2 separate regions of the Homo sapiens genome follow, and region 2 is linked to region 1. A link is an interaction called in ENCODE POLR2A ChIA-PET data of the cell type or tissue named here. Cell type or tissue: MCF 10A. All regions are shown on one strand.

Region 1 (2,500 bases):
GCCCAAGCCCTGTTTTAGCTAGTCCTCAATCTGATCTGGTGTCTGAGCTCCGCCTCTGGCATCAAGTCCCACCTCCTACCTCAGGAAGGCAAATAAAATAGAAATAGAGGGGAAAATGAAACTAATACAAAAATTTGGTAAGTTTATAATGAGTGCCATCATGGGAAATCAAGAGTCTGAGTGAGAGAATTGAAGGGACCCATTTTAGGTAGGAAATCAGGAAAGACTTCTCTGAGAAGGGGATACTTAAATCCAGCCTTAGAGGAGGAAGAGAAACTAGGATTGCAAATAAAGGAGGGGTGGGAGGAAGTGTCCTAAGGGGAGGAAAAAGCCCATGAAAAGGCCCAGAGATGAGGAGAAGCTGGGTCTGTTAGAGGAATTGAAAAACCACTAGTGTGTCTGAAGCAAGGCAAGTGTGACATGGGATGAGGCCGAGAGGGAGTACAGCTGAGCTACAGGGATCTGGTCAACCCTTTTTGTTGGTAATGGAAAAAATAAAACAATTATGTAATATAGTGGTTGTAAGTGCAGACTCTGGAGTTTCAGACAGGCTTGGGAGGAAATCACGTTTTCTCTGCCCCTCATTAGCTGTGTGATCTTGGACATGTCCTTTTCCAAGGAGAAGACAACTTACTCTTCACCTTCAGTGAAGTGATCAGGCAGAACGGAATGCTAGCTTGTCTGAATCCCAGTGTTTGGCACTCGGGGAGAACTCTGCAAGACATGACCTGCCTATCATGGACTGTGGTCTGCCAGACTGATAGGGTGCATTTCTCCTCTCTTCATTAAAACTTGAGAGCAAGTGGTGTTCCAGGCAAACATTTGGATGCTGTGTCAAAGGGAAACAGTTACTGAAGCCACAGATACTCTTTGTTCATTGATGATACTGGAATGTGGCTGGGGAGAGCTCAGACCCACAGAAATTGGACTCTGTGGGGCCCCAGTGACTCAAACCCCTTGTGAAATGCTGGCTGCTTGGTATGAACTGACGCCTCAACAATGTTAGCAGCAGCTAGCTCTGGGGTTTCTGGGCAGTCCTATTGGCTGAAAGCTGGGGAGGCTGCCATAAGGCTTTCTGGAAATATTTAAAATGGACAATTTACTGGGAAAGGGTGTGTTCTTGCTTTGTAGCTAATGCTGTGGGACCCTCTGGTGGCCACAGTGGGAATAGCTTGACAGTGGGGTTTACTTTCTCTTGAGTGGCCCAGGCAGGAAATCCTTGGCTGGAAACCAGAGGATTGAATATGGGGCTGGAAAGATTACCTAGTTGGCTTGAGATGGAGGCTGTGATTTAGGTTGACATCCTACCCCATTTTCTCTTGCTTTTGGCAGCATTTCTCTGGGCTTGAGCAGTGAGAAAAGTAATGCTCTGTGTACAAGACGCCAAAAAAAAATATATATATATATATATATATAGGTGAAAATAGGTTGTTAAGTTGAACTAGTGTCTGGTACCATATGGACCAAAACCTCAGTTTGAGCATAGGATTCCACCAGTTTTATTGGTTGACTTTTAAGTGAATTCATTCTAACAGCTTTGAGCACAGATATTCTGAAAGCTAAAGTGCTTAGCTGTTGGAGGATGTACTGGCTGGTAATTAGTGGGGCATCTGTGAGGTCTTGTATCATGTGACCAATGTATGGTCATATGACCAACATATGGCCATTTGATAGAAGAACACAAATGGGCTGGACACGGCTCATGCCTGTAATCTCAGCACTTTGGGAGGCCGAGGCAGGCAGATCACCTGAGGTCAGGAGTTCAAGACCAGCCTGACCAACATAGTGAAACCCTGTGTCTACTAAAAATACAAAATTAGCTTGGTGTGGTGGTGCATGCCTGTAATCCCAGTTACTTGAGAGGCTGAGGCAGGAGAATCACTTGAACCCAGGAGGCGGAGGTTGCAGTGAGCCGAGATCGCACCACTGCACTCCAGCCTGGAGACAGAGCGAGACTCTGCCAAAAACAAACAAACAAACAAACAAACAAAACAAAAAAACCCCCACAAACATACTCCAAGTCTTCTTGTTAAAAATTAACACAATAATTTTATATTCTATGAAGTTCTGTCTCATATGTTATCTTATTTGTTTCTTATGATCACTCCAAGAAATATTTTAGGTCGATTAGTGCTATGATTATAGTAATAATTATTGTGGTTTATGTATATTATCTGTAAATCTAACAAAAGCCCTGTAAAATAGATAGCCAGTCTGTTTTCAGATGTGGAAAGGAAGCTCAGAGAGGCTACATAACTTCCCTAAGGGCATTGATATAGTCCTATTGGAACCCAGATAAGCTTAGTCTCAAAGCCTCCCCTCTTGTCACCACCCGACTCTGCCTTACTCTTGGTAGAACCACAGCGATGACAGCTGCTTGGGAACATAACCACAATCTGGGCAGGAACATGAGAAGTGTTCACAACCAGCACTGAGGTGAGGTAGCATGTGTGGGCAGTGCTGCACGGGGGACTTCAGAACAGCAGGCTCCCTCTTGGCT
Region 2 (2,500 bases), 170 kb after region 1:
ACCACATTTTTCTTCCTCACTATGAAGGAAAGATTTCTCCTCCTTTCTCTCTCTGTCTCCTATAAGCTCTCTTTGTCGTCCTCAAGGTAGGTGTTCTTTAAATGTGAGACTGACTGGCTCTCTCTAGCTCCAATGCCTGTGGTAGACTGAGATTCTAAAACATATAACTAGGCTTTTATTTCTTGTGGCTCTTTAGCACTCTCTGTTGTTGCCTATGTATAATTCTTGCCTCTGAATTAGATGACGAATTCTCTGAGGGAAGAGTCCTTGATTTCTCCTTCTGATTCTCCCATGAGCCCTGCCATAGTGCTGGGACCCCAGTAGGTGACTGAACTGGATGATGTTTCACCTCCACAAGTCCATGCCCCCTGAGCAGTATTCTTTTGGGATTTAGAACTTATTTGCAACTTGTTGGCTCTTGGAAATAAAAAAGAATAATGTGTGAAAATTCTAGAGCCTTACAGAGTATGGGGCAGGAAGATGGTGTTGGTAGATGAACCAGTGGTGGGCTGTGATAATTTCAGGAGGTTTGGGAGATGGCTGCTGGTATCTTGAAGAGTTTACATGCAGAAATAACAGAGGAACTGCTTTAGTTTCTCCAGAAATATCTGGATGCTAAAGTTTCCAGGCCAAACTGAGAGGTGGGACTTGAGGCACAGCCCAAGAGCCCCAGCTGTCACCAGCAGGGAAGCTGAATGTGGTCATGTGTACCGGGAGCAGCAGGCAAGTTGAAAGCAGTGATTGGTCAGAAGCAGATTCATCAGGGCTTCTAAAGATCATCTTGCCCTGCTTCTGACCCAGGTAGGTCAGTGCCCAGTCCATTCTTTGTAGGTGTCAATTCAAAGACTCCCCAGAGGAGCAGATGGCCCACTGTCCCCAAGAAGCTCATGCCTGTGTCTTATTCCCTTAGCTGTCAGGCATAGTAGGATGCCAGATCCAGGCATCTGGCAGGGATGAGAAAGCAGGCAGAGAGAGCAGGGAGAGAAAATCAGGTAATGCCAGGGAGCTTTCATGAGGGATTGAGTAAGGAAAGTAATCCTTCTGAGGTCTTTGCCAGTAAAGCACAGCGAGAGTAGTAGAGGCTACTAGGGGATGGTGTAAGGGCTTTGGTGGAGATTATCTGGGACTGGGGAGGGGTGCTGTCCCCAGTCCTCTGTGGTTTATTGCCTGGTCCCATAAGTGGGGGCAGTTGATGCTTGCATAATACACCTACTTGTCATGTCCACCTAGCAAAATCTTGGTGTAGTCAAGAAACAAGAAGATATGATCGAGGGGTTGGAAATCAAGTAAGAGTTTTCTCCACTGGTTGCCTAGTTCATTGATTCACTTATTCATTTATCTTCCTGACGAATGCTTAGTGAGGAAGATAGAACTGTTAACAGTCAAAAGGATTCTGGGAAGAGCTTATGGCAGAGCTGCAGCCACGTTGGAGTAAGAACAAAATTTCATCATCATCAATTCTTCTCACACAGTGGGACTAGCCCAGACAAGTGCTCTCTCTTCTGCTGCTCTTGCCCCTGATGCTTACACCACAGTGGCTTCACACCCTTCTGCATGCCTGAGCCATGACTTGGCTAAATTACCACACCACTTTGCCATGGGAATTCTGCCTAATCATCCTCCTTTAATCTTCAATCTCTTTATTGTGGTCACAAATGCTCCACATGGCCCCAGTCACCCTGCAGAAAAGAAATCATCAGCTTTCTGCAGCATCAGACTTAGCAGCATCTTCCTGTCCCAAGAGAAGAGGGGATGGGAGGATGGCATGGTTCAGGGCTTAGGGGAGGATAGGGGAGAAAAAGTGGAAGCAAAGGGAGAGGCCCAGGAAGGATTTTGTTGCGACATGTTACCTGGGCTGCACCTGCTGTATGCAAGAGAAGAGGCTGGGAGTCCCCTCTGCAGGGTGTTCATGCCCCATCTCTGTGCCACGAGGAGTTGGGCTGCTGAAGGTGAGTACAGGGAGGTTCCCTGTCATCTCAAACCTCTCAGGCTCCACAGTACTGTTTCAAGTATCCAGAGCTTTCCTGCCTTTGAAAAGCAAAAAGTTGTCTCAGGAGAGACAGTGTGATTTTTGCAAGGTCATGCAGGGTCACACAAGTTAATAGCAAAACTATAGTCAGAATTCAGACTTTCTAACACAAGCATATGACATGTATACTTGTCCCAGGACTCTATGTTCTATGTTTTCCTCTTGTCACATTTATGGATCCAGTCCAAGGCAGAGAGAACATGACTCTGAGGTCAGGCAGATCTGCAAGGGAATAGCAGTTCTTCTCAGGATTGTTGAAGAAATTAAATGAGCTCGAATATGTGAGTGCCTAGCCTAGTACCTGGCATGGGGGGTTATGCATTCAGTGTGTTGCTCTCCTTCCCTTCCAAGGTAGCCTGGCTGTTATCTCCTTTCTGGAAACTCATTGAGCATCAGAGATCTTGACCTCCTTGGGCACACTCCTGAGTTTATTTAGGCCTACATTTATAGGATGTGTCAGGAGCTCAAGTA

The links. ChIA-PET counts read pairs that join two places held together with the same protein. Peaks named below come from ENCODE experiments on the same cell type or tissue, not always from the same donor. Only the 100,000 strongest peaks of a DNase experiment are listed, where the experiment ranks them.
Region 2: POLR2A ChIA-PET joins it to region 1 with 13 read pairs; 2 of 35 experiments call an interaction of 5 or more read pairs at or near these places.

What each region holds. Positions count from the first base shown.
Region 1 is chr1:152,000,757-152,003,256 of GRCh38, forward strand. No RefSeq gene overlaps it. Among named protein-coding and RNA genes, the nearest start is that of S100A10, 8.1 kb to the left of the region's middle. In MCF 10A, a CTCF peak has its summit at 1,140 (motif pointing left); a DNase peak (open chromatin) is centred at 1,085.
Region 2 is chr1:152,166,472-152,168,971 of GRCh38, forward strand. No RefSeq gene overlaps it. Among named protein-coding and RNA genes, the nearest start is that of RPTN, 8.5 kb to the left of the region's middle. RefSeq lists an enhancer at 1,085-2,284. In MCF 10A, no CTCF peak of the experiment used is centred here; DNase peaks (open chromatin) are centred at 1,550 and 2,210.